Linked DNA regions of Homo sapiens: region 1 is linked to region 2. Evidence: chromatin loops called from intact Hi-C (ENCODE). Cell type or tissue: heart left ventricle. All regions are shown on one strand. Links, peaks and the distances in the headings refer to the core of each region. The heading gives the core; the rest is flanking DNA.

Evidence for each region. Peaks named below come from ENCODE experiments on the same cell type or tissue, not always from the same donor. Only the 100,000 strongest peaks of a DNase experiment are listed, where the experiment ranks them.
Region 1: it touches region 2 in a loop (4-fold over the local background); 5 of 110 quality-filtered maps call a loop at or near these places.

Annotation. Positions count from the first base shown.
Region 1 is chr11:43,826,089-43,842,407 of GRCh38, forward strand. It overlaps HSD17B12 (hydroxysteroid 17-beta dehydrogenase 12), which reads left to right. Exons shown (of 11, transcript NM_016142.3): 7 at 4,888-4,922; 8 at 12,229-12,310; 9 at 13,911-13,976. It overlaps LOC107984328 (a long non-coding RNA gene), which reads right to left and starts at 7,860. Exons shown (of 2, transcript XR_001748197.3): 1 at 7,522-7,860; 2 at 2,845-5,502. RefSeq lists an enhancer at 4,373-5,572. In heart left ventricle, for the core only: no CTCF peak of the experiment used is centred there; no DNase peak of the experiment used is centred there.
Region 2 is chr11:43,883,924-43,900,242 of GRCh38, forward strand. ALKBH3 (alkB homolog 3, alpha-ketoglutarate dependent dioxygenase) reads left to right here. Exons shown (of 10, transcript NM_139178.4): 4 at 60-94; 5 at 2,683-2,730; 6 at 5,802-5,905; 7 at 8,118-8,206. It also overlaps the pseudogene SEC14L1P1. Among named protein-coding and RNA genes, the nearest start is that of ALKBH3, 11 kb to the left of the region's middle. In heart left ventricle, for the core only: a CTCF peak has its summit at 6,483; a DNase peak (open chromatin) is centred at 6,478.

The sequences.
Region 1 (16,319 bases), core at 4,772-12,771, 55 kb before region 2:
TTTTTTTTTTTTGAGACGGAGTCTCACTCTGTCGCCAAGGCTGGAGTGCAGTGGCGTGATCTCCGCTCACTGCAAGCTCCGCCTCCCGGGTTCACGCCATTCTCCTGCCTCAGCCTCCCGAGTAGCTGGAACTACAGGCGCCCACCACCACGCCCGGCTAATTTTTTTGTATTTTTAGTAGAGACGGAGTTTCACCGTGTTAGCCAGGATGGTCTCGATCTCCTGACCTCGTGATCTGCCCGCCTCGACCTCCCAAAGAGCTGGGATTACAGGCATGAGCCACTGTGCCCGGCTGGTATATGCATTCTTTTTTAAAATTTTGTTTAGAGTTTATGAATTATGGCTTTGGAATCATTATTAATTGGCATGGAGCTCTTTGTTCTGAAAAGTTCTTTTTCTTTTGATAAATTAATGTAGATCAAACCAAATTTATTACAAAAGGAAAAATTTTATTTTGAATGATATAGGATTGAATTTAAGGTTAAGTAATATGGAGCTGGGAAAATGGCAAGGCAGGGCTCTTAACTTTCACAAAAACTTAACATTAATAAAAAGGGAAATCAAATAATACTTGGAGATCTCAAAGCACTCTTAGAAACTTTGTCTAATTAAGCTTTCCACCCACTGTGCAATAAATATTCTATTAGCTATACAGGTGAGATTCTAAGAATTTCTAATTAAGTTGTGTTCTTTTTTACCGCGGTGCTCAAATTACACAGTTTGCCAAAGGAAATGTGTGCTGTGTCATTGTAGCATGATTTTCAATGGAGTTACCATCTAATTTCTCCAAACCAGGCATTGTGTAACACTGTTGTCACTTTCTGTAATTATTTTCACTGTTACACTGTGATTTTGAAAAATTATTGTTAATGATTACAGTTGAAAACTTGTTTAAGGTATTTGCATCTAAGAAATTGTTTACTTCCAAATTGTGTGGGTACGTTTTTAGTTACTTGGATTCAGATCCTATTTATGGTAAGCAGGTTTCTTTGGGGTAGAGGGAGGGCAGATGTGGACAAAGTGGCTATTTGTGGTATCCTAATTCTGGGTATGAATATCCTGGATTCCAGGGGCTTTGCCTGGATTCTAGGGTGAGTTGTTATACTTTATTCTCTCCATGTGTATTATGATAATACAGGTGATTAAAGCATCTTGAATTTTAATGTAATCTTTTAATTTGAGCTTTTGATTGTCTTTTTGAACATTATGCAATCATGTTTTCTTTGTACTGTTCTCTCTAAAAAATGACCAAATGCCAAAGATTACATGATATGAGAATAATTTGCTTATATTGTATCATTTTTCATACTAAATTAATGAGTGGGAAAATCTACATTGGCTCCTGGGTATAAAATAAAGTTCCTTCTACAAACTGTTGATTACTGACGCTACAGGAGTAAAACAGAAAAAGTTTTATTCATATTAGGTTTCTTTTAGAAATAAGATTGTGGAGGCTTTTCTAATTGTAAAAACAATGCAAGATTGTTGCCAAAAGTATGAGAAATATATACAAACACTAAGAAGAAATTAAGTCACTTTTAGTCGTAACTGCAGATGGTTACATTTTAATATAACATTTTCAAGGATTTTCTAGGCCAGCCAATGCATTTTTGCTGAATAATCTAATCATCTAAATAATCTTAATCTAATAGTACTGATTTTGATTTTGTATAAGCGAAATAAGCCTCTTATTTATTTCCCAGCCAGAATATACATTGCTATACCAGTAAATACTAGTAAATATTTTACTCTTGACATTGAATCAAATTCTAAATTTAGCTGTCATCAAGACATTCATTTTTCCTCATATATTTGTATACTTTTTGGCTAGCTTGCATATAAAGTGATAACAATACCTTAAGTGTGATATAACATATATATTAAACTATCCCCTTTAGATTCTAGGCATCTAGGATTTTCTTGTGGTGAGGATTAATGATACTGTCACTGAAAATATATATGTATATAAAGAGGAAACACTTTCCCTGCAAGGACAAGGATTTCACACTCTCACTGTTGTAGAAGCACAATTGTAGAAACTTTTGTCTACTTCTTTTTTTTTTTTTTTTTTTGAGACGGAGTCTCGCTCTGTCGCCCAGGCTGGAGTGCAGTGGCGGGATCTCGGCTCACTGCAAGCTCTGCCTCCCGGGTTCACGCCATTCTCCTGCCTCAGCCTCCCAAGTAGCTGGGACTACAGGCGCCCGCCACTACGCCCGGCTAATTTTTTGTATTTTTAGTAGAGACGAGGTTTCACCGTTTTAGCCGGGATGGTCTCGATCTCCTGACCTCGTGATCCGCCGCCTCGGCCTCCCAAAGTGCTGGGATTACAGGCGTGAGCCACCGCGCCCGGCCACTTTTGTCTACTTCTTAGGAAAGAATTAAAATTGTTCGCTATACACTTTTGGAAACAGTCCCAATGGGGAAGAAAATGGGTCTGGAAATCATGTTTACTACTACTTGTCTAATATTCTTAACCACTGAACTTGCAAGTTATGGTAACCTTTTTTTAGAAGTGTGTTAAGAGGAACAAAAATTTTTCTGGTGCAGCAATTATCACCTGCAGATGGCCTAATATTAGCATTGAGTTAACTCCAGAAACAGCCTGTGAGCTGTGAAATGGAGTTCAGATAGATAGTGACAATTCACAGAAATGCCTGGTATATTCATATAAATAACCAAATATCAAGATACCAGCTGATGCTTACAGATAACTCTACTAATAACTTAGCTAAAAATCCTATAAAAATTTGGTGTTAAAGAAAATTTAATTTGATCTGAATATAACGAAGCCTCTTAACTAATGCGTAGAATATTAACGATTTGTATATACATACTCATATAAAGAAGGCTTGAAATTCAATTTATTGTGACTTATAATCTGATTAGAAGGAAAGATAATTTCATTATAGATGAAGGCATTAATCAATTTGATAAAAGCATGCAGATTTCAGGTTAAGTTTTCTCAGGCTTTTCATTGTTATTATTTGACAGATTAAAAAAAGATGTTACATTTTATGACAAGGACAGAGAATTTAGAGTCAGAATGTAAAAGGAGGAGCTCATGAGCTATGAGAAAGAAATTAACTTTTGCAGGGGAGAACTTGTGTCTTTGCTGATGAATCCTCTAGTCGTTGAGCATTCAGCAAATATTTCTGGCCTTTAATAGCCAGGCATTGAAATCAGTGTTTATGTCAAGTTATTAAAACTTCTTGAGTTTTAATTCATATATATAAAGAATATATTTTGAACATGTCCCTACATAAAAGGCCTCTTGATGAAGGAAACATTTAATGTTTAGCATGCCATGATATAATTTTGTAAGTATGGTTTTATGTTATGGGGTTTTGTTTTGTCTCATGATTTTCTAGATAATTTTTGCCATTCAGAAAGCAGACATTTAATATATACATGACATGCATATGGTATAAGGGAAAAAATAGCTCCTGATATTCCCCCATCTCCCTGCCCCCAATATTCCAACTGGAAATAGAAGAGGGACTGTTTAAGAGAGCCAAACAGGCAGTGGCTACCCCTTCTGGACTCCACTTAGCTGCTTTATAGTTAACAGATCTCATTTCCTTAATACAAATGCGCACGCACACACACAGACACACATACACCTGGGTAAAGACATTTTTATTACCAGTCTCCTTCCTTATTCTGTTTCTGGTGATCTCAGAACTTTGGAGAACTGAATTATAGCTTCCCTTCACAAAATGCTGGGGGAACTCTTTATAATACTTTAGCTAAGCATTATGGTCCCTGATGAAATGTGCTAAATAAAAAAAAAAAAGTTTTCAAATACTGTTAGGGTTTTGTATAATCTATCCTTTACAATAAAATACCCACCACTGTTAATATGCCTGATGTACATCTGTACTACCATACAAAGCTGTTCATAATACATCTGGATTGGATGTTCACATAGCAGAATTTACCTTGTTAAATCTGGCTGGCATTTTATTTCTTCAGAATATTTCTAGGAAAACAAAATTCCCTTCTCATCAGAATGCTGTCTACTTTAATTAATATGAAGTATTATTCAAGATAGAAACAACAAAATTTCTATGCTTAGCATGCATTGAAACCTTATTATTACAAAACAGCATCTGTTTCTTAGAGAATTGATGATATCCAGGAGTCAGAAATTCACGTTACAGCCTCGGTATTTAACTGTGAGGTGATTTTGACTAAACCATTGGACTTCTGAACTTTTCTTGGTTAATAATATATCAAAACAGAGTTTAAAAATAGCCCCTCTCATTATATGTATTTAGTCAACAATTATGGAGTCCTTAAAAAATGCAGATGTCACCTTTTCATGTTGGTTACTAGAGATCACATCTTAACTCTCTTTAAGGATGAGTTTTACTTACAGCTAACTAGACCAACAAGAGAAATGAATGTGAAGTTACACTTACTCTTTGCCAACCTACCACTTTATCGTATTCTTTTAAAGACTTTTTTTGGCTGGAAAAGTTTATGTGAGCTCTTGAGGTTAGAAAGCTTAAGTCATCTTGGTAGGCAGGATATTTCTTCTGATAACATATATTCTTTTCTGAGAATGCATTTTGGGAAATGTAGATTTTCACTGTAAATCCTTCATTGTTTGAAGAACTCTGTGCCAGTATTACATTTCAGGCAAGACTAATTTTAGCCAGGTTCATTAAAGTATTCCCTGTGTTCTCTCCAGTAATTTCAGCTGGTTCCTTTTTATGCCCTCTTGACACAGTCACATTCTACAGTGTACAGAAAATAACCTGCTGTCTGTAGAAGTGGTGAATGGTTTCATGATTCCCTTCTTTTTAGTGTGGGTGAGTTTTCTTCACTCTTTTTCTGTTGCCTGCATCCTTGGCCATCATGAATGTTTTGCTTTCTCTCTTGCAGATGACACAATTGGTACTGCCTGGCATGGTGGAAAGGTGAGTCACAAGCTCACATACAAACACTGTGGAAGCAGAGCTCATGATTATTTAGAGGGAGAATCCTTGCTTTGAAAAAATCACTGAAGTGACTAATGAACCAAGCCTCCATGTCTTAGCCACAGAGTGATGTACCAGGCGAGTCACAGTAGAGCATGAGTCATCGGTGGTGGAGGCCTTTTCCACTCGATTCCCTTTTTATTTCTCTCTCTAGGGTTGTAGTGGTTCCTTTAGATCAGGATGAAAAAGCCTGCCTGAGTCACCATCACTAACTCAATTGCCTACTATTCTGAGGGGGCGGATAGAGTTCCTGGGATATTCCCGGGAATACCTTCTTAAAGCTGTATTCTCTCAAAGCCAAAATCAGTGGAGTTGGATGAAGCAAGACCTCTTCCTCTGGTTTTTCACTTTTTACTGGGAGAATGGCTGTTATATAAAGTGATTATAAGATGTCAAACCAACCCTTGGAGGAAAAGGCAATGTCCACTCGCCCCATCTTTGTTCCAGTTTGAATTGGTTCTGCTAGTACATGCCGAATGTCTTCATTTTGATTGAGAAATATGTTGTAGATTTCTGTTATCTGAAATAGCATGAAGTGTAGAATTGTAATTAAGCTGTTTCTTCCTTGGAAAAATCTGAATGATGTCTAGGCCTTCAAAGAAAAGCTGCTAAAAAGATTTGGGCTTGCATCCTGAGCTAGCTCGATCATTTGCTGAATTTAGGGCATCGTAGTCATCTTTTTTTCTGCAAAATAACTATGAGTTTGGAAGAGACCCAGAGGAATCACAGCTTTGAAAAGGGAAGACCCAAGGACCCTACTTCTGTTAGGAAACCTCTATGACCTACTCCAGGCAGGGATTACAGCTTATGTTTATTGAGTATATAGTAAGTGCCAGGAACTTAGTAAGTGTTAACTCATTTAACTTTGATAGCCTCCCACCATTGTACAGATGAGGAAACTGAGGTTAGGAATCCATTTGTTGAGCATCTACAGGGACTAGTTAAGAAACAGTTTCTCAGCAAAGCTCCTTGTAATCCCATTTTATATACACTATTTTGTGTATTTTAATTGTTTTATTTTAGTAACACTTCCCTTTAAAATCTTCAAACTGCCTATTGTTAGGTGCCAGTGGGAGTGGACCCCTGATGGTCAGATATATAAATGGCAGTGGTTAGACCAGACCAGAACCCTAGAAGATGGTAGAGTTGGGGCAAAGTAGAACCCAGGAGGGATTAAATTTGGGCCATCACCTTAATCCTAGTTTTGACATCTGCAGGTAACATGGTATTGGTTCAGAATAGTAAATCTATCCATTAAAAAAGAAACACTTATAAACCACAGAGGTATTGTAAAAGGAATTTTTAATTATGTTGATGAAAACCATATCAAAAGAGATAATGGTTGCAAAATCATTTTACAGCATAAAGTCTTAGAGTCAAAGAGTCACAGAAATCCAGTGCATTAAATTAATTGACAGTAACTTCCCTCCTTTGACAGATGAAAAAATAGAGGCCCAAAGAGATGGAGTGCTATGAAGCTATACAGTTAGTAAATAATACAAAACCAAGAAGCTGGGAACTTCACTGCTATCTCTGTAGACCTGACAGCCATGATCACAGCTGGAGCATTACATAAAGGCAATGCAAAAAAGGAGAGTCCATCCATTCAATAGGCATTCATTTAGTCAAGCGTCTCAAGGATGAGTTGGATCCTTGCCTTTTAAGAAATCAAGTTGAAGCTGGGCGCAGTGGTTCACGCCTATAATCCCAGCACTTTGGGAGGCTGAGGTGGGTGAATCACTTGAGGCCAGGAATTCAAGACCAGCCTGGTCAACATGGCAAGACCTCATCTCTACTAAAAGTACAAAAACATTAGCTGGGCGTGGTGGCACACAGCTATAATCCCAGCTACTCAGGTGGCTTAGGCACAAGAATCACTTGAACCCTGGGAGGCATTGGTCGCAGTGAGCCAAGATAGTGCCACTGCACTCCAGCCTGGGCAACAGAGCGAGACCCTGTCTCAAAAAAAAAAAAAAAAAAAAAAGGAAAGATCAAGTTGATTTTAAACTGAGGTTGAGAAATGGTGGGAAGTTTTCAGAAGCTATGACTGAACCTGACACCACATTACCATTTTGATACGTCTTAAGAGCTAGTGAGAAATATATGTGGATGTTATGAATCAATACTTTTGGTTAGGAAAAGGAACGTCTATGTCTACTTGAATTAAAGAACTTAGTTACTAGATGTGTCAGTCAAGGTAAGCTACCTGCTGAAACATGCCACTCCCAAATCTCAGTGGCTTAACACATAAAGGTTTACTTTTCCCTCCCCTCTCTACCCGTCATTCAGGATCTGAGGCTCCTTCCATCTAGGGGCGTCATCATTTTCTAGGGTCTTGGAGTTCTCTGCATCCAGCTGACAGATGAAAGACAAGAGAGTAAAGATGGTTTTAAGGGAAGTTTCACTTCTGCCCACATTTCATTGTGCAGAACTCAGTCACAGGCTACAACTACTGCACAGAAGGCCAGAAATATTAGCTGTATGCCCAAAGAGGAGAGAAAAATTCCAAGTTAGCAGATCATATTGAAAGCATTCTTACCTTACATATTATAAGTGGTTTCATTATAGCCTGCTCTTTACACCATCCCCAAATGGCTTATTTCCTATGGCTGGTTTCCATAGCATTAGTATCTCCATTGAGTAACAGCAGAGTCCTTTATCATGATCCTTTGTTGTTGTTTTCCTTCCACTGCTTCCACCTCTGATGTGGGAGATTTTCCAAACCCTCTAGAACTATAGCCTAGGGCCAACTGACTATCGCTAAACAAATACCTATAATCAAACTAAGGTATTGTTACCATAGATGTAGAAAGTACATAATTACATTATAGAGGAAAGTTGCTCTTTTCACTTCCCTGGAATTATAAACATTGTGTACAGCTGGAGCCAGGAGGTGGTTGCCATAACAACCATGGGAAAGCTAAAAATAGCCCCTTTCATAACTGTATTGCTTAAGGTGGAATTATGACATGTTATGGTGTTTTAGGGCAAGTAATTCTCTTTCATGTGCTGAATGTTTGCAAACTTTCTTCCACAAAGCAATATTTGTACAATGTAAGTATTTGGATTGCTGGTTCTAATTATACACCTGACCCCTATGTTCTAAGATTCTTTTTGACATAGATCTCTATTTTTATAGGTTTCTCAGTCTTCGTGAGCATCTGTTACAGAACTGTCTGTGCCAATTTCAGTATTATATTTAAGCTTTAATATATATATATAATGACAACCCTCCCCCTCAAGAGCCTGCTTTTGTACTCCTTGATATGAAGTGGAAATGTGAAGAATTGGGATGGAATTTTTTTTTTTTTGTACATTCTTCCTTGGCTACAATCAAATTCTGTATGCAGTTAGCAGTCCCCACTAGGATTAACCCTGCAGTTCCGGTTCCTCATAGCAGCAGGTCTCTCTTCCCACCTGCACTGTGGGACAGTGATGAGGTTTCTAAGGAAGGTAGAAAACAGTGACTTACTTCAAAGGAGACCTATTACGTCCTCTATGACAGTAGAATTTTTATAGAGGTGTGGACAAGGATACCACAACAGTCTGATAGAATATTAAAGCACTTATAAAATAAAGGCTTGGCAATTTTTTTTTAATCCAGGTGACAATTAAGGGAGTCTTATTGGGAATTTCACAGGTCTGAGGGAATTCCATGAGAGAGCATATCTATAGGAAGCTGTAAGTGTGAGGGACTGAGTTTTATAGAGTTGGGCGAATTTAATGTCTGGCTTGTGGGAGGACTAGTAATTAAAGAGAATATGTTTATATGAAAAGGTACTTTCCTGTCAGCAATTGGTGTTTTCTGCTTTGGGTTTTTTCGCAACATTTTAGTTCTAGTAGATCCTCAGTAATTTGTACCACTGAGACAGCATTGTGTGGCTGTTAGCAAGTAAGCAGTATAATGAATTAAGAATGTTGCATTACAGAAAACATTGCTTGACTTGTTTATTTGGATATTTGTCATAACAAACTAGAAAATGCGCTGAAGTATGAGCAACATGAGTCTTCATTATAGAACTTCAGCAAAAATTCTTAATGTACCTTCCAATCTTAGAATTGTTCCCGAGTCCCCAGAAAATGAGAGATTAACCAGGGTTTAGTTTCATGTTTGTTTCTGTGTGCAATTAAGCGCAGCCCATTTTGTCCTTCTGCTTGATATAACAGAGTTGTCATGAGTCTGGCTGTGCCATGGAAACTGGTTTGACGTCACTAATTCTGCTTAGATGGAGGATTAGAGCTAGACAACACGGTTGATTTAAAGGGCGAGTCTTTTGTGCCTTGCAGTCCCAAATGCTCAGCCCCGTTTCTACATAGAGAACAGATACTGTATACAGTACAAAGATTGAGGCAGGCTACACCAGTATATTAGCTGTGATTCAGACAGAACTAAGTTGAATATTATTGCCTTTGGAAAGAAAGAGCGAGAGAGTTTTACACTGTTGTGTGTGTGGGTGTGGGAGGAAGGTTTTTGTTAGACAAATATGTGAGCTTAATGGTAGGACAGAGATTTGTAGAAGGGCTATTTTCTCTACTGTCACTTTGGTACAATTTTAAATGCTACTCTTTTATTTACTTAGGTCGAGTGCATTCTTGCTTTATCATTTATTAGTCTTAGATTTGTTTTCATGTGTTTTAGCATGCAAATACTGTATTTTGTATGAAGTACCCTCAAACTCTGACTTTTCACTAATTCAAAGCAACTCCACCTCCTAGAAGTTTTCAATAGGATTAGAATACTTGAGAAACAAAATCTTAGTTGCCTTAAGGAGCAAACAAGTAAGGGAGGATGACTGCATGAATGTGACATTGGATAATTGATCTGTATTGTATTTTAATATGGGAAAGGAACTTTTATTATCTTTAAATGACTTTTCCTGTACTTAGATCATTGCTTTGGTGAGTGAAGTTTTAAGGGTCTGTTTTGATCAGGTCAAGATTTAATTTTTAAAGTGCACTTGATAATGTTAAATTTTACCTTTTACAGATTTTTAAATTGCATTTTGTTAGCGAGAAATGAAATTTAAAATGTAAGGTTTCTGTTCAAGGGCACATATAACAACCCCAGCTAACTTGAGTATAATGGAGCATTTAATCCAGCTGTTAGGCCAAGCAGTGATAGGCTGCAGCTTCAGTGGAAAGCCTCATTTTTCTGCATCTACTTCAAACTAGTTGTGTCTTCACTTGCTGTGAATGAGTTTGGACATAGCTGTTCCCAGTTATGTGAGAAAAGGTTAAAATAAAACACTACCCATACCTACAAGGATGCTTAGGATGCAGGAGAAGGGTTGACTTGTCAAGATTGAGGGTTACTTCTTAGAAAGCATATTGTGTTGCATACGATACAATAGCTCTCTTAGTTTTCACTTGATTGGGATCTGCTCCCAGTTTAAAGGTGATACATTCCAATATGTCATAAATATTTTTCTCTCTCTTTTCATAGATTTGTTGAGATAAATTTCACATACTGAACAATCTACCCATTAAAGTATACACTTTAATGGTTTTTAGGGTATTCACAGAGCTGTGCAACTATCACCACAGTCTAATTTTTGAACATTATCAATACCCCAAAAAAGATAAAGATATTTTAAATATTACAAATTAATACTAAATTAAAAATCTCCTGTAACAAAAGTGGTTTTTCTATTTTCATCAAAGGAATTTCTCAGAAATATAGATAAAATGAAAGGACTAGATATTCATTGCTAATTTACCAGTTTTTATGTTCGAATTGTTGGGTTCTAACTCCTGATACAAATTCTTACCTTAAAATTTAAAAAGAAAAGACTTTTCTGCTTCTGAGGAAGACACAGACAAAAAATACCAGAATGATATAATTAACCCATTGACTACTTATTTCCAACTTTATTCAAAACCCTCCTAATATTTTTAAATTTGAAATGTAATTTTTATCATCAAAATCTTAATGGGTTTCACAGTTTAGGAAGGCACATAATACTAATAAGGACTTCTGTTAAACAACAACAACAACTTCTTTCCAGTGACACAGACTAAGCTGAGGACTCCCACTTCCCTTTGATGGTTGAAGTGGCATCTCACCTAGAGGCTGGCAGATGGAGCGGGTGACTTTTGGGGATTATTTCATTTCAGATTTATGCCTAAAATAACTTAAATGCCATTTAATCATGTATCCTTTATTATTTTGCATAAAGGGGGTCTTTATAGTCCCTTTTTTAAGCTAAAAAAATAGGTGTTGGGAAGTAAATTCAGACAAAGAACAATGAGAAAGTGGGTTAAGGAAAGGAACCTAGTATGGGAGATAGGAGGTGGGTGGGATCAGGTTGCAGTGGCTGAAAAAGGGGAATCCTCTGAGAAGAATGGATTTGAGGGGAAGATATGGTAGCTGTGACACTCCTAAACCATAATTCTACACTTTACCTAACCTATACATACTTTTTAACAACTGGTATCTTTATAGCATTGCTTTTCTCAAGCTAATTTTCACTTTTTTGTAGAATTAGAAATTCCTGGTAACTTTGATTTTAAACTTTCAGTAGTCTCTAAAAGTTACAGTAACAGTTGAGCTTTGCCTTTTGGCAAAAGACACAGTTTGATGAACTAGAGTCACATAATTTTAGAGTCAACTCTTTGTTGGTGCCCAAGTATCTACAACCCAGGGAAAGTAGAAGTAGACAGTAGAAGTAGAATCTACAACCCAAGGAAAGGACATAGCCATTCACTCATTGCCAGAAAGTTTTATTAAGTACCTGTTGGTTATGTGCTCAGTACCGTGTGGAATATTTTGAGGGAAAGTGGGCTATTATATCCAGAAGCTTATGGTTTTGTTGGGGGGAGGAGAGAATGTTTATATACATAGAATGATTAAATCCTACAGTAAAGTAGTATGTGACGATATGTTAAAATAAAGGTGTATGCAGGGAATATAAAAGATCTGTAAGTAAAAATTCTCAGCACTGTGGCTAGAGAAGACCTCAGAGGGTAGAGATCAACTCGAGGAGACTGGAGATCTGATCTGGTTATGCCCTGGGTTACTAAGACTGGGAAATGAGCTAATCGTGAAGAAGAGCTATTTTTAGTTGATTGAATTATGTCTCATTTACTGACCAAGCATAGCACATACTGATGAAAGGCAGGGAGAGATATGTGGTAGAAAAACAGCTACATTATTCTGTTTCGAATAATTATATATCTCAATCTGTAATTCACAAACAACTGCATACTGTGGCTTCACTCCTTTTACACGGTACATTTTCCTTTTTAGATCCAAAGGGGCTATTCTGAACATTTCATCTGGCAGTGGCATGCTCCCTGTCCCACTCTTGACCATCTATTCTGCAACCAAGGTAAAAAATATTTTCTTAAATCATGTCAATATAGTAATAAGGGGTAATTTTTAGTCTGAGAAATTAACGTAGATTTAACTTTCCTGAAGTTCTGTTCTTGGCAGTTTTCCAGTAGACTGAGAAGAAAAGGAAAATACCCTACTTGAGTTTCAAAAGAACCAGAGTTGGAGACATACTATATACTTACAATAAACTTAATGTAAACTTACAAATGGGACACCAGGATATCAGATTCACAGATGCTGTTTTTCTCCCCCCAGCACTCTACTGATTTTGAAAGTGATACTTGTGCCTTCCATAGACAGGTGACCTAGGCAGATAGCTTAGTTAATTAGAACATGATGTTAATGAGTCTAAGATTGGAGATTTGATACATGAATGAGTCCACTTCACACAGCATAGAAGAAATGCATCTAGTCAATGTGTAAATGTACATAGCAGGCACAAGATAGACTGGGCGAGAGTGTATTTTGCCATGTTGTCCAGGATTCATAGATATTCTTTGTCACTTTTGGGGTGAGACAAGAATTTTCCAGAACTCTCTGGACAATGTCATAATTTCATACAATATCACCATTAACCTCTTCACATTACTGATAGGAAAGTAATTTAGAATGAGTCTCCTACTGCCTGCAGGTCAATGGCGTCATCTTCAGATACATTGTTGAGGCATTGAATACATCTCTGAAGGGAAAATGATCACTTAGATGTTGAAATTAAGCAGGCTTTTAGGGAAAAATAAACAAAAATATGTACAGTAAGAACTTGAAACATTTCAGGGAAGGAAAAGAGCAAAACTCCGACTTCTTTTTCATGTGAAAAAACAGTCACCACTGTCTTTTGAAAAGCTTGGTACCACCTCCCAGCCCCTACAATCTACTTTCTGTATCTGGGAACATACTGTAGGCAAATTTAAAATGAATGCCATGTTTCTTGAAGGGATTCGTGAACTTCAACTTATCTGTTCTACTCCATGGCTACAAAACTATGACTAATTAGGACCCTTGAAAAGTCACTTGATTCTTTGCATTTCTAGTCTGAGGTTGCGTCCACATTTGAAAAATGGCACATTGTATTTTACAAATAGATTTAAGGTTGTATTATCAGAAGAAGATGGGCTGTCACATTCACCTCTATACTTCTTGGATCTTGTCATCCCAAAGCACCAAGAGGATGCTTGTTCTGTTCTTTTTAGCAACAACAAAATCCCCATAGAACAGAGTTGAATGGACTTCATCTTGTGTTTCTATTTGAGTGGCAAGTGGAGAGATGAAATGAGTCTTTTGTTATATAAGAGAAAAATATTTTTTCTTGGAAAGTAATTTTCTGAGGGGAGAAAAAGATAAGAAAAGCCTTTTCCAGTTAAATCAAAATTTGATCTGGATATTATATTTGGTAATATAATACTTCATTTAGTGGCAGATAAAAACAGCTTGAGGTTTTCAGGTGTTTTTCTAAGTTCTCTTCTGCGTTTGAAATGAAAAAAATGATGAGAAATTATAGCATTAAATGATTAGTTTATTATTTTGTTTCCATGGCTACAAATCAGGCAGATTGATGTAATGTGTGTGTTTTCTTCTCACTCCCACTCCCCTCCCAGACTTTTGTAGATTTCTTCTCTCAGTGCCTCCATGAGGAGTATAGGAGCAAGGGCGTCTTTGTGCAGGTGAGTGGAGTTTGTTTCACTTAAGTATCCCTGTTTTTGTGTGGTTTCCAGAGCAACTGTTGCTGTCTTGGCAATAACAAAAAAAATCATATTCCTAAGTAAGTGAATGTGACATTAGCACACCATTAAAAACGTGGTTTCTTTTTCCTTAATGCACTTGTCTAGATTTTTAAAAAATTATCCCCTAGAATTTTCAAGTAGGGATACCTAAAGTGGAACTAAATGCAGTATAAATAGCTGAAGCATACTTTTTAAGTTCTTAGGGTTTTATTTTGAGAGACCGAGACTATCGGCATCTCTCTCTTTTTTAATTGTGGTAAAATAAACATAAAATTTACCATTTTCATCATTTTTAATATGCAGTTCAATGGCATTAAGTACATTCACATATCGTGCAACCATTGTCACCGTCCATCTCCAGAACTTTTTTCATCTTCCAAAACTGAAACTCTGTACCCATCAAACATGAACTCCCCATTTCCCCTTCCCTCCAGCCCCTGGCAACCTATCTATCTCTATGAATTTGACTACTCTTAGTACCTCATATGGGTGGAATCATACAGTATTTGATCTTTTGTGACTGGATTATTTCACTTAGCATGTCTTCAGAGTTCATCCATGTTGAAGTATGTGTCGGAATTTTCTTCCTTTTCAAGGCTGAATAAAATGCCATTGTATATAGACCACATTTTGCTTATCCATTTACATGTTAGTGGGCATCTGGGTTGTTTCTACCTGTTGGGTATTGTAAATAATGCTAATATGAGCATGAGTGTACAAATATCTCTTGCAAACTCTGTTTTCAATTCTTTTGTATATGTATACAGAAGTGGAATTGCTGGGTCATATGGTAATTCTGTTTTAAATTTTTTGAAGAACTTAGCTATTTTCCATGTCAGCTACACCAGTTTACACTTCCACTGGCAGTGTGCAGAGTTCCAGTTTCTCCACATCTTCACCAACACTTGTTATTTTCTATTTTGTTTGTTTTTTATAATAGCCATCATAACGGGTATGAAGTGGTATCTCATTGTGGTTTTGATTTGCTTTTCCCTGATGATTAGTGATATTGAGCATTTTTTCATGAGTTTATTTGGTCATTTGCCTATCACCTTTGAAGAAATGTCTATTCCAGTCCTTTGCATATGTTTAATAAAATCGTGTTGTTTGGTTTCTTGTCATTGGGTTGTAGGAATGATCTATATATTCTGGATGTTGTCCCATTTTAGATACATGATTTGCAAAGATTTTCTCCCACTTCGTGAGTTGCCATTTTATTCTGTCTTTAGTCTGCATAATATCTTTTTATTCACAAAAGTTTTTAATTTTGATGTAGTCCAGTTTATCTATTTTTTATTTTGTTGCTGGTGCTTTTGGTGTCAAATCCAAGAAATGCTTGCCAAATCCAGTGTCATGAAGCTTTTCCCCTGTTTTCCTGTAAGAGTTTTCTAGTTCTAGCTCTTTGATCCATTTTGAGTTAACTTTTATATACCTTTGAGTTTATTATGTAGCTAGCAGATATAATGCTGTGAAAACACAAAATATGAGAGAAAGCAAATATAGGAGTTTTGATGGTTGGCAATTTCAAATTAACCATTCTTCAATTGAAAGAAATAGTATTTCCATGCTCAGGCACTTTTAAAAAATGTCTTGGGAGAAGTTGCAATTTGTACCTCTTTGCTGCTCCTGCCTATCAGCTACCCCACCTCTGTGCACGTCTGGTGTTCATTGTGGCTTTCATTCCTGTGAGGCAAGTATTTCACTTTTTGTATCCTGAAGCCACAAATGATCGATCAAAATAATAATAGTGAATATTTGAGTGGATACTTTTCAGGTACAGTGCTAAACACTTTAATATGTATCATTTCACTGCATCTCATAACAATCTCATACAATGGTGTGATGATGATTATTATTATTTTTAATTGCAGAAATTGGGGCTTAGAGAGGGTAAGCCACTTGCCCATGTTGAACTGGGACTCAAATCTGGGTCTGTTTGGCACTAAAGCCTTTGTTCTTAACCACTAGGCTACTTGCTCCAGGCCTGTAAGTCAACATTGAACACTTACTGGATCCATCTGTGCTCAGGGAGTGATGGAACCAGAAGGTGGTTGGTTAGTTCCATTTCCTCCTTTATGCCTGTAGAGCATCAAGATGGGTGTAAATGTCATGTAGATGTAGCTTCTAAACCTTTTTATTGAGTAGATACTGGTGGGAGCTAAGTCACCTACTGTGAGATAGAATGGTAATGAAAGGAAGGGGGGATGACTGTTTCCTCATCTTCCAGGATCATCTAAGAGCCTGCTTCCTCTAAACCCCGACCTGAGCTTTCATCCAAGGGAA
Region 2 (16,319 bases), core at 1,928-9,927:
GTCAGTATCCTTGAGGATTAAGAACATCCCAGAAGTAAGATCCGCCTATTTCCTTGCAGGTAGTACGTAGAGCTCCTGAGCCACGAGTGATTGAGTAAGTAATTTGCTGTCTTCCTGTAATTGTTGCCCACAGTGAAATGAAGAGCCTGGAATCTTTCCTCACTGTTTTTTCTATCTGGAAGAGAATGGCCCAATAAGTGTCTTAACTGTAGTCTGGGATATTCCCATCTCAAATGTCTTTAAACTTGATCTTTTGAGAAGACTTTCTGAATTTGCTGATAGTATTGAAAATGCAACAAGATATCCATATGTTAAACTTTGACTTGTGTAGATTTCCTGGCCCTATTTCACCGATATCTGTAGACAGTAAGCTAAACCTCTCAGGCAAAGACAGAGAGGGATTTTTCCTGAGTCATTGAAGCATGGTTCTTTGAGAAGCCATTAATTGCCTCTTTTTTTTTTTTTTTTTTTTACTAGCAATGCTATGAAAGCTGCTAGTGCTGTAGATGAGCTTACAGTCCATTTATTAAAACCATGTAATTATTCCAGAACAATTTAAATGATAGTAAACATTCTTCTTATATTGATCTGTGTCTAAAATGTTCTTGTCCAAAGTTGGTGAGAGATGCTTTGACTCCTCTTTTTATGCTTGTCAGTTTTCATCTGATGTAGATAAATTGTCAGTAGAAACTATTCTTTTATCTTAGCAAATTAGCATCAGATATATGTTCTTGCCCATGATCAATCTGTTTGTTATGCTGTTTGACTGCTTGCAGATTGGCTTGTATATCTTAGAAAAAGTCGCAGGCTAATAGTCTTTGGTTGTTTATTATTTTTTATTTTTTTGGAACAGGCTGTCACTCTGTCACTCAGGCTGGAGTGCAGTGGCATAATCAAAACTCACTGTAGCCTCCATCTTCTGGGCTCAAGTGATCCTCCCACCTCAGCCTCCCGAGTAGCTGGGACCACAGGCACACACCACCATGCCTTGCTCCTTTTTTAAAAAATTTTTTGTAGAGATGGGATCTCCCTATGTTGCCTGGGCTGGTTTCGAATTCCTGGGCTGAAATGATCCTCCCACCTCAGCCTCCCAAAGTGCTGATATTACAGGGATGAGCTACCATGCCAGGCCTTTGGTTGTTTTAAAAAAACAAGTGTGTTAGTGCCTTCATTGGTGAAGGAGAATAAACAAAACCATGAAACATGTTGTAAGCTACAGATGTGACATTCGGCCCCCCAGAAACAGGCAATTGTCGGAGAAAAATGACAGAACTCATTCCTACTTGGTCCTAGAATCTGTTAATTCTCATTATCTAAAGTTAACTATGCTAGGTTTTAAAAAAATAGCCGGAAATGTCTTCCATATTTAAAGTGAGCCATTTCTGAATGTGGGCCAAAAATACACCATATTGAAACATTTTGTTCTCTGTATACTCAGGGAAACATTATAGACGATGCATGTAGTAAATATGTGTGACAGCTATGCCTGCTATGCCTACATTTTGGCTGAAAGGCACTCATACATCTACTTAAAAGCCTAGCTCAGAGATCATGAACCACTAACTCCCATGACAGAAGGTGATGTGAAAACTGCCCCTTCGTGTTCTCTATAACGTGTCTCTCTCTGAGAAGGATCTGACACAATTGTCTTGATAGATATACCTATCCAGTCTGTGTCACTTTTCTCATTATGGGCCTCACCACCTGGCAGTTCTGCAACAGCTTTATACATTTCCACATTTGATTAAATTTAGTAAACCTTTATTGCCCATCTGCTATGTGCAGACACTGGGAAGCAATAATCTACCTATTCCTTGCACCTCAGGACCCCACAGTCTATAAAATAAAATAGACATTTAATCAGATAAATTGTAATCTTGTACATCATGAAAAAATAGACTGTAAGGTCTAGTGGTAACACAGAGGATGAGAGGTTAATATTATTTGCCTGGATTAAAGGTCAGGAAAAGTTTAAAGGCGGTGATGCTGAAGCTAGGATTTTTGAAAGGTGAATGAGAGTTTTCCACTGGACCAAAGCTGGAGGTGGATTGGATTGGGGATGCCGGGTGATGGGGTGGCATTTCAGCATGGAAAAGCATGGAGTTAGAAACGTAGTGGTGTATTCAGGAGATTCCAAGCAGTTGATTGCTGCTGGAGGATGATGAGTTTATGGGAGCTGTCAGAAGATAGAGCTACATTATGAGGACCTTGAATGCAGTTTTGGGGTGCCATTGAAGGATTTTAATCAGAAGAGGAACCTCATCAGATGTGTATCTCTGAAAGCAACAGAAGCCCAGAGCCCTGAGATGTGCTTGCTGCCTGTTAAATGTATCCCCTATTCCACATTCTCCAGAGGAGTGCTCTATTTGAAACCTCTTTGTGCAATAGATTCCTGGACCATATCTGCCTCAATTATGGGTAAAATATAAAGGAGTAGAATCAGAATTGATTTTATCCCAGTTTTTGTCTCCATGGCCTGATACTGTCACAGTTCCATTCCAGTGCCATTAATGATATACCATGATCTTCTCAGTGGTAGAAGAAGGTGGGGATTATGCCTCTCTCATAACTAAATGACTTTGGTGAGCCAGGACTTTGGCAGTTCAGAAGGATAACTCTTCCACTGGGTATAGCATATTGTTTTGCCTCAAACTAACAAGTCTGTTTCCTTTGTTTCTTTAGCAGAGAGGGTGTGTATGAAATCAGCCTGTCACCCACAGGTGTATCTAGGTAAGCAAATCCTCACAAGAAGTGACCGTAATTATCACTGAGTTATAGTCTCTTAAAATAGTTTACTCCCCTAGAGAAAGAAAATGTAGTACATATACATTATGGAATACTATGCAGCCATTAAAAGGAATGAAAGCATGTCCTTTGCGGGAACATGGATGGAACTAGAGATCTTTATCATCAGCAAACTAACGTGGGAACAGAAAACCAAATACTGCATGTTCTCACTTGTAAGTGGGAGCCGAATGATGAGAACACAGGGACACACAGAAGGGAACAATAGACACTGGGGCTTGTCGGTGGGTGGAGGGTGGGAGGAGGGAGAGGAACAGGAAAAATAACTAATGGGCACTAGACTTAACACCTGGGTGATGAAATAATCTGTATAACAAACCCCTATGACAAAAGCGTACCTATATAACAAACCTGCATATGTACCCCAAACTTAAAGTTTAAAAAAGTCTACTCCCTTATTTCAAATAGGTAACTTCTGCCCCTTAAATTCTTGGGGAGCAAAAATTTGATAATATCTCCTTTTTATTAGTATTTCTAGCATCAAAATATTTTCAGGTATAGTTCCTAACCTTTCTGTCAGATATAGTAGCTGCTATTTCCCAAGTTTTTTAGATGAGGAAATGAGACCTAGGAAGATTGAATATTTTTTTCTTTTTGAGACAGAGTTTTGCTTTTGTTGCCCAGGCTGGAGTGCAATGGTGCTATCTTGGCTCACTGTAACCTCTACCTCCTGGGTTCAAGAGATTCTCCTGCCTCAGCCTCCCAAGTAGCTGGGATTACAGGCATGTGCCACCAAGCCTGGCTACTTTTTTCGTATTTTTAATAGAGATGGGGTTTCATCATGTTGGTCAGGCTGGTCTCGAACTCCTGACCTCAGGTGATCCACCTGCCCCACCTTAGCCTCTCAAAGTGCTGGGATTACAGGTGTGAGCCACCACGTCTGGCCTGAATATTTTTTCTTAGTGCCACATAATAACTTGACATTAGAATTGCGCCTAGCCTGGACTTCTGTGCTGTGAGTGCTACATTATATTATTATACTTCATGTATATTACATATTGTAGATTATTGTGTATAATGTTACAAATTGCTACACTAGGGTAAATTTCTTTTTTTGTTTTTTTTTGTTTTGTGTTTTGAGACAGAGTCTCACTCTGTCACTCAAGCTGGAGTGCAGTGGCGTGATCTCCACTCACTGCAAGCTCCGCCTCCAGGGTTCACGCCATTCTTCTGCCTCAGCCTCCCGAGTAGCTGGGACTACAGGCACGTGCCACCATGCCCAGCTAATTTTTTTTTTTTTTTGTATTTTTAGTAGAGACGAGGTTTCACCGTGTTATTCAGCATGGTCTCGATCTCTTGACCTCGTGATCCACCTGCCTTGGCCTCCCAAAGTGCTGGGATTACAGGCATGAGCCACTGCGCCTGGCAGTCTTTCTGTTTTTGAGACAGGGTCTGGCTCTGTCACCTAGGCTGGGGTGCAGTGGCACGATCTCAGCTCATTGCAACTTCTGCCTCCTGGGCTCAAGCCACCCTCCCACTTCAGCCTCCGAGTAGCTGGGATTACAGGTGTGCGCCACCACACCTGGCTAATTTTGTATTTTTGTTTGTTTGTTTGTTAGTGATGGGGTTTCGCCATGTTGCCCAGGCTGGCCTTGAACTCCTGGGCTCAAGTGATCTGCCCGCCTTGGCCTCCCAAAGTGCTGGGATTACAGGCGTAAGCCACCATACGTGGCCTAGGATAGATTTCAGTAGTTAAAGCATATACTATTTAGGGTATATTAGGCATTAGTCATTGTTTTAAAAACATTTAAAAACATTGAAACATTAACATCGCCTTAATGCATGAGTATACTAATTGTCACTATAAAATAATGAGACATTTAAAACAAATAGAACTTACACATCTAGATGAATTTCTTCAGAGGAGCTTCTGCTGGAACAATGGCTCTGCCATGGTTATAACCTTTTTTGGAACTGTTATTTTAAAGCAAGTCACTCAAGAAAACCAGTTTTATTGTTTTGGTCATATCTCATTGTTAACTAGATACGGCTTCAGGTAAGCTTTGGCTCTTTCACAAAATCAGATGCACCTTCAAAGAGTGAAGATTTGCTACCAAGGCAGTTTAAGAGAATCTTCCGTGGGCTTTCAGAAGGTATCTTAAGAAAGATATCCAAAATTATTTTGAGCTGCGTTGGCATTGTTGAAATAAACACATATTCAGTGGGAGAAAGAACCCTCATTAGCTGTGTTTATTTTGATACAGTCATAATGAGCTGTAGCTTTTCCTAGAATTAGCATAGTCTCAGAAGACTACCAATTGTTTAAATAAAACAGGGCCAGGCATTTTATTAGTTATTCTTTTTTTTTTCTTTTTTCGAGATGGAGTTTTGCTGTTGTAGCCCAGGCTAGAGTGCAATGGTGTCATCTCAGCTCACTGCAACCTCCACCCCCGGGTTCAAGCGATTCTCCTGCCTTAGCCTCCCAAGTAGTTGGAACTACAGGCATGCGCCACCACGCCCAGCTGATTTTGTATTTTTGGTAGACGGGGTTTCACCATGTTGGTCAGGCTGGTCTCGAACTCCTGACCTCAGGTGATCCACCCGCTTGAGCCTCCCAAAGTGCTGGGATTACAGGCTTGAGCCACTGTGCCTGGACTTATTATTCTATTTACTCTTCACAGTGAATCTATGAGGTTGATGTCATCTCAGGTTACAGATGAGAAAACCAAAGTTCAGAGAGGTTCAGTAACTTGCCCAGGGTTTCACAGCTAAGCAGTACTGAAATACTGTTTGAATTATGATCTATAAAAGCCCTCACCTATCATCCCTTTATCCTTCATTGCCTCTTTTATTTGTCCCAACATGAAAGGAGTTTATTTTATATCTGGAGCCTCATGACCTGGGTGATGTTAGGCTCTGCTTGCTGTGGGAGCTGTGGTAAGATGATTTCATGTACCCATTAGAGGCTGCATCCAGATTAACTGTTTCCACTAACATTTAGAGTCTAACTTATCTTTTCCATGTTTTTTGGTTAACAATGTTCATTCTGCACCCAGGGTCTGTTTGTATCCTGGCTTTGTTGACGTGAAAGAAGCTGACTGGATATTGGAACAGCTTTGTCAAGATGTTCCCTGGAAACAGAGGACTGGCATCAGAGAGGGTAAGTAGATCCCAGAGGTCACAGTTGGTGCTGCGTGTTCTCCCTCTCTGGAATGTTTCCTAGTACCATCACTTCTGCTCACCAAAGCTAGTCTTAAACAGAAATTCAAAACCTGAGATCCTAAGAAAGTAGAATTAGCCAAAAAGGACAGGGAAGAGTATTCCAGGCAGGAGAAACAGCAGGTGGAAGGCCCAGAGATCAGAGAGAACATGGCAGGAGGATAGAGGTGAGAGTTCAAGGAACCAAAGGAAATTTGGTTGGCTGAACTATGGCTGACATACTTATCTCCTTTTGTGTTTGTTCACTGACTTGCTTCAAATGGTGCCAACTTTTTCCTTTCTTCATAGAAAATTACAGAGCTTTCTTTTTTTCTTATCCTATTTTGCATACATTCTTTCACACTCCTTGCTGACTTTGTATTCTTCTTTAACTTTTGCCAGAAGAGTCCAGTCTCCTCTAGCTTCAGCATCTGTACTCTCCTGAGCTTGTAAAAGTGACACGGCAGTTTGTTACCTGAGTTGGAACCTGAATCTCTGCGGGCATCCACAAGCCAACAGTGCCTGTTATACCACAGGCGGTCACTTGGGGGCGTCTGTACTCTAGCATCGAATTTTTTTCTGGCACATTGAGTGAATTTAAATTTTCTGTAAAGAGGCAAAGTATATATAGTTGTCCCTCAGTATCCACAGGGGATTGTTCCCTGTGGATACTGAAATTCATGTATGCTCAAATCCTTTCATAAAAACTATCATAGTGGCTGGGCGTGGTGGCTTACGCCTGTAATCCCAGCACTTTGGGAGGCCGAGGCAGGTGGATCATGAGGTCAGGAGATCGAGACCATCCTGGCTAACATGATGAAACCCCATCTCTACTAACAATACAAAAATTAGCCAGGCATGGTGGTGCGCACCTGTAGTCCCAGCTACTCGGGAGGCTGAGGCAGGAGAATTGCTTGAATCCGGGAGGCAGAGGTTGCAGTGAGCCGAGATCGCGCCACTGCACTCCAGCCTGGTAATAGAGTGAGACTCCGTCTCAAAAAAAAATAAAATAACTATCATAGTATGTGCATATAACCTATGCACATCCTCTAGTATCCTTTAAATCATCTCTAGATCACTTATAATACCTAATACGATGTAAGTGCTATGTAAATAGTTGTTATACTGTTTTTTATTGTGGTATTGTTATTTGTAATTTTTATATATTTTTTGAGTATTTTTGATCCATGGTTTGAGTATTTTTGATCCATGGTGGATGTGGAACCCACAGATATGAAAGACCAACTGTACTGGCTTCATTTTTGTTACTCATGCATCAGAATAGGAGTCAGCTTTCTCTCAGCCTTCAGGACAGCCTTCTCTCAACTCCCACAGTTTCTGCAGCAGGGCTTTTGGTGACAGACATGGCTTTGATTGTTGGCTCTTTCATTCAAAGTAGTTGTTAATTTTAAGCAAATTACAGTTAAGTAACTCTCTGATCCCTGGTTTTCTTATCAGTAAAATTAAATTAATAACAATGTCTTTCTTATAAGGTGGTTGTGTTAATACAATGAGATAACGCATGAGATTGCCTGGTACATAGTAAGCCTTCAGTGAGTATTAGCTGCTGCTATTATTATTATTATTATTGTTCTTATTGTTGTGGCTGATACCAGTTATGGGAAAAAGAGTAGATCTATGGATAACTGCTTCTCTAAATTGGAACATCAAAGCCTTCTGATGAAAATCAGCTGCATGCCACAGTTGGTCAGGGCACTTTTTCCTCCCTTGAATCAAAAAGGTTTACACAACATTGCACACATGAATGAGCAGTTTGTCTTGTTTCTCACATGGATGTTGGTGCCACAAATTTCTGCAGACAGGGGTTCAGTCTCCATATTCTGCTTTTTGAGACCGTCCCTAGTCTGAGCCCCACTGTTCCCCAGTGTGACTCTTTGCCCTCTCTTGTTTATGTCATCACTAATACAAGCAAGTCACCCACATTCTCATCTCAGAGCCTTTGCCCATGTGGTGTCTGCCAACATAGTGGTTTCTCTTGTCCATTCTACTTGCAAAGTCCCATATCTTCTGTGAAGGTGGAACTTTGGGTCACAGCCCATTCTTACTTTTCTTTTGTATTTCTCATAGCACATTGCAAGGCACAAAGTTGGCACTCAGTAGTAACACCTTAAATAGCATTAAACCATTTCAAAGGCCTGTATTTTCTTTCTTAGATATAACTTATCAGCAACCAAGACTTACAGCATGGTATGGAGAACTTCCTTACACTTATTCAAGAATCACTATGGAACCAAATCCTCACGTATGTCAACATATTGTCATTGGTATGGTTTTATAGACTATATACTATGTGTTGAGTGCTATAAAATAACAACAAATTACCTTGCAGAGATTCATGCTGGTTCCTAGTTCAAAAAACCTCTCTGGGTTGAAACATTGAGTCTTTGTGCTTGTCATCCTTCATGTGCTAGAGGATGAGAAAAAACTAGAACTAGAGTAAACTGAACCAGAGTCTAGCATTTCAGGAAAATGAACTATTTCTTCTCCTAATATCCCTCTTTCCCAAGCTTTTCTAGCTGTATTCCTTCTGTGTACACCCTGGTATGCATTTGCTGTGGGGCTGAGTCCTTATGACTGACGAGTGAGGTCAATATGCCTTTTTCTGTTTCTCAGGCTCTTTTGCTATTTGTGAAAAAAAATCTGATGTTTTTCTTGTTAACTTTGTATTTATTCTATGGCTGCAGTTCTCAGACTTCCGTCTGATTTTGCTTTGGCTTGTTTCTGCTGCTGCTTTTGCTTTTAAAAAATTTCCATGAAAGTAGATGAAGATATTCTAGTATATAAATTAAGCTCATCCAGGGGATAGAGTTAAGGTCCAAGAAATAGCTCCCTGTTTAGTTCCTGGAATCTTGCCTTTGGCAAATAATGTTATGTTTTATTGAAAGAGACTTTGAAGAAAATGGAGTTTTGCTTATGGCATTGGGATACACAGAAATGTGACACATTTCAGAGCTTCTAGAAATTTGTAATTGCAAGCTACCACTTTACTAAAATTTCAGGGAGAAAACATTGACTGAGGGAACATGGCCTTTTCACGTAAGGAGATAGCTGCATGCTTTGGTTTCAAGGGCTGCATTTAGAATGTGAGCCAGGGAAGTGCCGAGACCCTTTATATCTGAGGTTGATTTTGAAACGTGGAGATAATAGAATTAGGCCAGTCCAACATAGCCTGCTTTCCTTGTTTCTGTCAGAGTTAATTTATCTTCTTGTCAGTAGTCATAGCAGAGAATTTGAGGATTAAATGGGCTGTGGGGAAGTTCTTTCTCATTCATTCTAGTTAATCTTTTAAAACAAGATTTCTCAACCTCAGTAGTATTGCCATTTTGGGCTGGATAATTCTTTCTTGTGGGTCTATCCCTTGCATTGTAGGATGTTTACCAGTATGCATGACCTCCACCTGTTAGATGTCAGTGGCACCCCTCACCCAGCTGTGACAACCAAAACCAACTCAAGACATTGTTAAACATCTGGGGGGGCAAAATTGCCCCTGGTTAAGAACCAGTGGGAATAAACACAGGATCTGCTGAGTAAAGTAGCCTCTTATTGTCCGACATTTTGGGAACATTTTGACAACTCTTCAAAATAATTTATGACAATCCTTTTTTTTAAATGTTGGTAGTATGTGCTTATTGAAAATTTAGAAACTGCACATAAACAGGAAGAATATTAAAATTCTTGATAATTCTACCCCATGTTTTGGTTCCAATCTTGTTATTTTAGACAAATATACCTAGAGAATCTTTTTTTCTGTAACAATAAAATAGTCCAGGTGTGGTGGCTCATGTCTATAATCCCAACACTTTGGGAGGTCAAGGTGGAAGGATTGCTTGAGGCCAGGAGTTCATAACCAGCCTGGACAACATAATGTGGTCAAATTAGAATTCTTTAATTCAGATTTGGCTGGCTCATAACTTTGCCTTTATTGGTGATATATTTAGTTCATTTATATACTGTCTTGAACAAAAAAGAGCTACCCTTTCTCAGATTTTTATTTATGTTCATTTTAAATTTAGATATAGGGTCTTGTTATGTTGCCCAGGCTGGTGTTGAACACCTGGGCTCAAGTGCTCCTCCTGCCTCAGCTTCCTTTAATAGTTGTGATTATCGGCCACACCCCGACCTCTCAGAATTTTTTAAAGGTGGATTCACTAATGTATGTATATATATGTTGGGAGTACTTGTTTAGTTTAAAAATTGTCATTACCTGAAGCTTAATATCCCGTACAAAATAAGCAATTTCAGTCATGGGTTTTTAAACTTGTTTTAGTTTTTGTTCAAACTAAATCTCACATGAGCCCAGTGTATAAAACAGATCAGAGCCTTGACTGGCTGGGAGTCCCACCAACTTGACCTCTCCTTTCTTCTCCTGTAGACCCAGAGGTACCTCTGAGGTACCTAGAACTCTATACAACACTGTTTGAAATCCACTGAATAGGTCCTTTCACTTCTGTGATTCATATTTTTTGTATTCTTTTCCTAAAATGTCTTTTAAGGATAAAATGTCTTCACTGAACAGTGAGATAATGCTGAATTTTAATTTAGACATTCAGTTCTGAGGCATCTGAATATAGAGTATTGGTTGGAGAGTCTAAATTAATCCTCTAGTTCATTATCCCCTTTTTTCTTCCTTTTCTCACTGTTTCAGTACCAAAAATAACCCAGAAAAAAAATACCTACTTAGAAACATAACACAAACTTTATGCTATCTCAGTATTCAGTCCCTGAGCAAGTCAGGGAAGTGCTAATTAGATTCCCAGTAACATTGGAGAAAAAAGCCCATCTTCCTCCTTTACATTCTTGTTTTTCTTGTTAAGCGTGTAATTCTAGCATCTGATCTTTATCGCTATGAAGATAAATTTAAAGCTGTAAAGTAAATAGGAAATACAGCCTGCTGACATTATTATTGGAATTTCACTTTGGAATTTATTCTCTTGAACAAAGGTTTATTTAATATTTTTGTTTTATGAGTGTGGATCTCATGTTATGTGTTTTTCTACCACAATAAAAAAGGAGAACAAGAGATAAAGAAACTTCCAACTTCTGGAGGCTTCTTGAGTCTCCCCAGGTGTCCCATTAGCCAACTATTTGTTGTTTTTGCTGTTTATTTTTTAAAATCCTCTGCTTAGAATATAATATTATAATGTAGTATCCACAACAAGGAATTCCATCTTTAACCATGGTTTTCACATCAGAGTAAAGCTGAGTGATTATGTAAGCTTCCCTGGCAGTTTTACCTGACAACCATGGGATATACTTAATAATAGTAACAATAATATTCCTTCCTTTGCTGAACGTCTGTTTCTTCACTGCGAAACATATAACATGATATGGTTTGGCTGTGTCCCCACGCAAGTCTCACCTTGAATTGTAATAATCCCCGTGTATCAAGGGCAGGGCCAGGTGGAGATAATTGAATCATGGGGGCATTTTCCCCCTTACTGTTCTCATGGTAGTGAATAAGTCTCATGAGATCTGATGGTTTTATAAATGGGAGTTCCCTGCACATGCGCTCTTGCCTGCTGCCATGTAAGATGTGACTTTGCTCCTCCTTTGTCTTCTGCCTTGATTGTGAGGCCTCCGCAGCTATGTGGAACTGTCAGTCCATTGAACCTCTTTTTGTTGGTAAATTACCCAGTCTTGGGTATGTCTTTATTAGCAGCATGAGAACAGACTAATGCAATAGACATTCAAGGAGTTCCCTAAAGTAACAGTTCTTAGAGTATAATCTGTAGATCCCTGGAGAGGGTTCATGAAACCTTTTTTGGGAATCTACAAGTAAAACTATTTTCATAATAATACTAAGTCTGTATGGTATTTTCACTGTGTTGGGTTTGCACTGATGGTAATGGTGGATAAAGCTGCCAGCACCTTAGCATGAATCAAGCCATTGTCACCAAACTCTGCTAGTAGTCATTGTGTTCGTCATCATCATGCGCTTCCAGTGTAAACTTTAAAAAATGCCAGTTTCATTTAAGAATGTCTATTGATGAAGTAGTAAACATTATTCATTTTATTAAATCTTGGTCTTTGAGTATGTGTCTTCCCAATAGTCTTCTTAATGAAATTAAAAGTGTACCTAAAGTACTCCAGCTACAAACTAAAGTGTGATTGTTTGAGCTGTAAGCTGAACTAGCTACTTTTGTTGTGGATTGTTTTTGCTTAAAATACAACGGGCAGACCGACTGTGGTTATTCAAACTTGAGTATTTGGCAGACATTTCCTCATAAATGAGTGACGTGAATGTCACTTCAAGGAAAACAATGGACAAGATTTTTTTTACTAATGATAAAAGTTAGGTTTTCAAGCAAAAATTAGAATTTTAGAAAACTGGTATCTGCCACTATTAGGGTTCTCTAGAGGGACAGAACTAATAGGATAGATACACACACACACACACACACACACACACACACGTATATATATAAAGGGGAGTTTATTAAGTATTAATTACACAATCACAAGATCCCACAATAGGCTGTCTGCAAGCCGAGGAGCAAGGAGAGCCAGTCTGAGTCCCAAAACTGAAGAACTTGGAGTCCGATGTTTGAGGGCAGGAAGCACCCAGCACGGGAGAACGACGTAGGCTGGGAGGCTAGACAAGTCTCTCCTTTTCACATTTTTCTGCCTGCTTTATATTCACTGGCAGCTGATTAGATTGTGCTCACCAGATTAAGGGTGGGTCTGCCTTCCCTAGCCCACTGACTCAAATGTTAATCTCTTTTTGCAACACCCTCACAGACACACCCAGGATCAATACTTTGTATCCTTCAATCCAATCAAGTTGACATTCAGTATTAACCATCACAGTCACTTTGAGCCTGACTTCTTCCCATTATTTAGGCTTTTCTGCTGAGATCAGTGGTAATATTGTTGGATGAGAATTTTTTTTGTTATTTTATAATGAAATGTGTCAGCATTTAGAAGATCTGTGTAACTTAGTGAACTAATATTTTCCAGATGACCAGTGGTTGATGTTACAAAACCATACAAGGTTAAAGATTTATTCAAAGTGTAGGCTGGACCAATGGCTTTATTATTTTTTTTTATTTAAAGCATTTTTTTTTTAGAGACACAGGGTCTTGCTCTGTTGCCCAGGCTAGAGTGAGCACAGTGGCTCAATCCTAGATCACTGCAGCCTTGAACTCCTGGGCTCAAGCGATCCTCCTGCCTCAGCCTCCTAAGTAGCTGGGACAACAAACGTGCCACTGTGCCTGGCTTATTTTTTATAGAGAGGGGTCTCAGTTTATTGCCCTGGCTGACAGTGGCTTTATATATAAAATAATATGAAAAGTTTGACATGGTTTCAGATTCCATATTGCAACTAACCTTTAAGAAGTCAGCACCTGTTAGTGGAACCGCGACTGCTCCGCAGAGCTGCTGGTATGAGCGCCCGTCGCCACCCCACATCCCAGGCCCAGCCATTCTGACAAGAACTAGACTTTGGGCTCCTTGAGAATATTCAGTTTTGTAAGTTTTAATATCCTCTCACCATATTCAGCTTAAAATACCATACTTAATGATTATCCTTGGCAAGACAGGTGTGAAAGGATTGCTGTTGTATTACAATCATGGTGCAAAAATACCAGTCACCAGTGAGGGTATACAAATACCCCTTCAAATTAATTATGGCTGCCTATGAAAGGAGGTTCCCTACGTGTCCTTTGATTCCGACATTCATGGGCAGTGACACTGTGAATGAATTCAAGAGTGAAGATGGGGCTGTTCATGTCATTGAAAGGCGCTGCAAGCTGGATGTAGATGCACCAAGACTGCTGAAGAAGATTGCAGGAGTTGATTACGTTTATTTTGTCCAGAAGAACTCACTGAATTCTCGGGAACGTACTTTGCACATTGAGGGTCATAATGAAACATTTTCCAATTGCTATACCGTTCACCCTGAAAATGAAGATTGGACCCGTTTTGAACAGTCTGCAAGTTTAGATATTAAATCTTTCTTTGGTTTTGAAAGTACCATGGAAAAAATTGCAATGAAACAATATACCAGCAATATTAAAAAAAGGAAAGAAAATTATTGAATACTACCTTCGCCATTTAGAAGGAGGCATAACCTTTGTGCCCCATTGGACTCCACCTTCCATCACGCCCTCTTCAGAGACATCTTCGTCATCCTGCAAGAAACAAGCAGCGTCCATGGCTGTTGTCATCCCAGATGCTGTCCTCAAGGAGGGGCTGAGTGGCGATGCCCTCAGCAGCCCCAGTGCACCTGAGCCCGTGGTGGGCATCCCTGATAACAAACTAGATGCTGACTACATCAAGAGATACCTGGGCGATTTGACTCCGCTGCAGGAGAGCTGTCTCATTAGACTTCACGGGTGGCTCCAGGAGACCCACAAGGGTGAAATTCCAAAAGATGAGCATATTCTTCAGTTCCTATGTGCATGGGATTTTAATATTGACAAAGCCAGAGAGATCATTTGTCAATCTTTGGCGTGGAGGAAGCAGCACCAGGTAGACTACATTCTTGCTACCTGGGCCGTTCCACAGGTCCTTCAGAATTACTACACGGGAGGCTGGCATCATCACGACAAAGATGGGTGGCCCCTCTGTATGCTCAGGCTGGGGCAGATGGACACCAACGGCTTGGTGAGAGCACTCGGGGAGGAAGCCCTGCTGAGATACGTTCTCTCCATAAATGAAGAAGAGCTAAGGCGATGTGAAGAGAATACAAAAGTCTTTGTTTGGCCTATCAGCTCATGGACCTGCCTGGCGGACTTGGAAGGGGTGAACATGCGCCACTTATGGAGACCTGATGTCAAAGTGCTGCGGTGGATCATCGAGGTGGTGAAGGCCAGTTACCCTAAGAGACTGGGCCGACTTCTCATCCTGCGGTCACCCAGGGTATTTCCTGTGCTCTGGACGCTGGTTAGTCCATTTATTGATGACAACACCAGAAGGAAATTCCTCATTTATGCAGGAAATGACTACCAGGGTCCTGGAGGCCTGCTGGATTACATTGATAGATTATTTCAGATTTCCTGAGTGGAGAGTGCATGTGCAAAGTGCCAGAGGGTGGACTGGTCCCCAAATCTCTCTACTGGACCATGGAGGAGCTGGAGAATGAAGACCTCAAGCTCTGGACTGAGACCATCTACCACTCTGCAAGCATCTTCAAAGGAGCCCCACACAAGATTCTCATTCAGATTGTGGATGCCTCTTCAGTCACCACTTGGAATTTTGACATGTACAAAGGGGACATTGTCTTTAACATCTATCACTCCAAGAGGTCGCCACAGCCACCCAAAAAGGACTCCCTAGGGGCCCCACCTCTCCAGGTGGGAACAATGTGCAGCTCATAGACAAAGTCTGGCAGTGGGGCCGTGACTACAGCATGGTGGAATTGCCTCTGATCTGCAAAGGAGAAGGCGTGCAGGGCTCGCATGTGACCACGTGGCCGGGCCTCTGCATCCTGCAGTGGAAATTCCACAGCATGCCCGTGTGCACCATCAGCAGCCTGCCCCAGGTGGATGATGTGCTCGCGTCCCTGCAGATCTCTTCGCACAACTGTAAAGTGATGTACTACGCCAAAGTGATAGGCTCCGAGGATTTCAGAGGTTCCATGACGAGCCTGGAGTCCAGCCACAGTGGCTTCTCCCAGTTGAGTGCACCACCACCTTCTCCAGCCAGTCTCACTCCAGCTCCATGATTTCCAGCTAGTGCCGCACCACCTGCACCTAGTGTGCAGAGGAGATGGCCGCCCCTCCTCGGACAGCCAGCTCCACCCTCCCGCCGAGCAGAGACATTGTATGGACTCCTCTCACCTCTAGAGAGCAAATAGCTCTCCAGATGGTAAACATAGTCATTTCATCCCAAAACTATCTTGGCAGGTAGTTTTAACTCTGATCCTACCTTAACTCAACAGCCATAGATTTTGTATATGTTGTGCACAAAATCAAACCAGAGCACAAGGGCTCTCTTGAAATAAAAGTAGTTTCTATACCAATTAAAAGATTGACGTGGTCTCAGGAAAAAAAAAAAAAAAAAGGAAACCAGTACTTGTTGAGTTTTGGTATAATATCAAAGAAGAATATCTACAGTTATTTGAAAAGGCTGTAAACTACATACCTATGTGAAGCCAATTTCCTTCATATACTTCAATAAAAACAACCTATTTTAACAGATTGAATGCAGAAACAAATATGAGAATCAGCTCTCTTCTATTAATTTAGATATTAAAAATTTGCAAAACAGTGTCACCCTTCTCATCAATTATTCAATTATTTGTGTTGGAAATTATAGTTATTTTTCATTAAAATGTTGATGTTAACATGTAATGGATTTGTGATTGCATTTTTTTTATTTTAATTTAATTTTTTTTTTTTTTTTTTTTTTTTTTG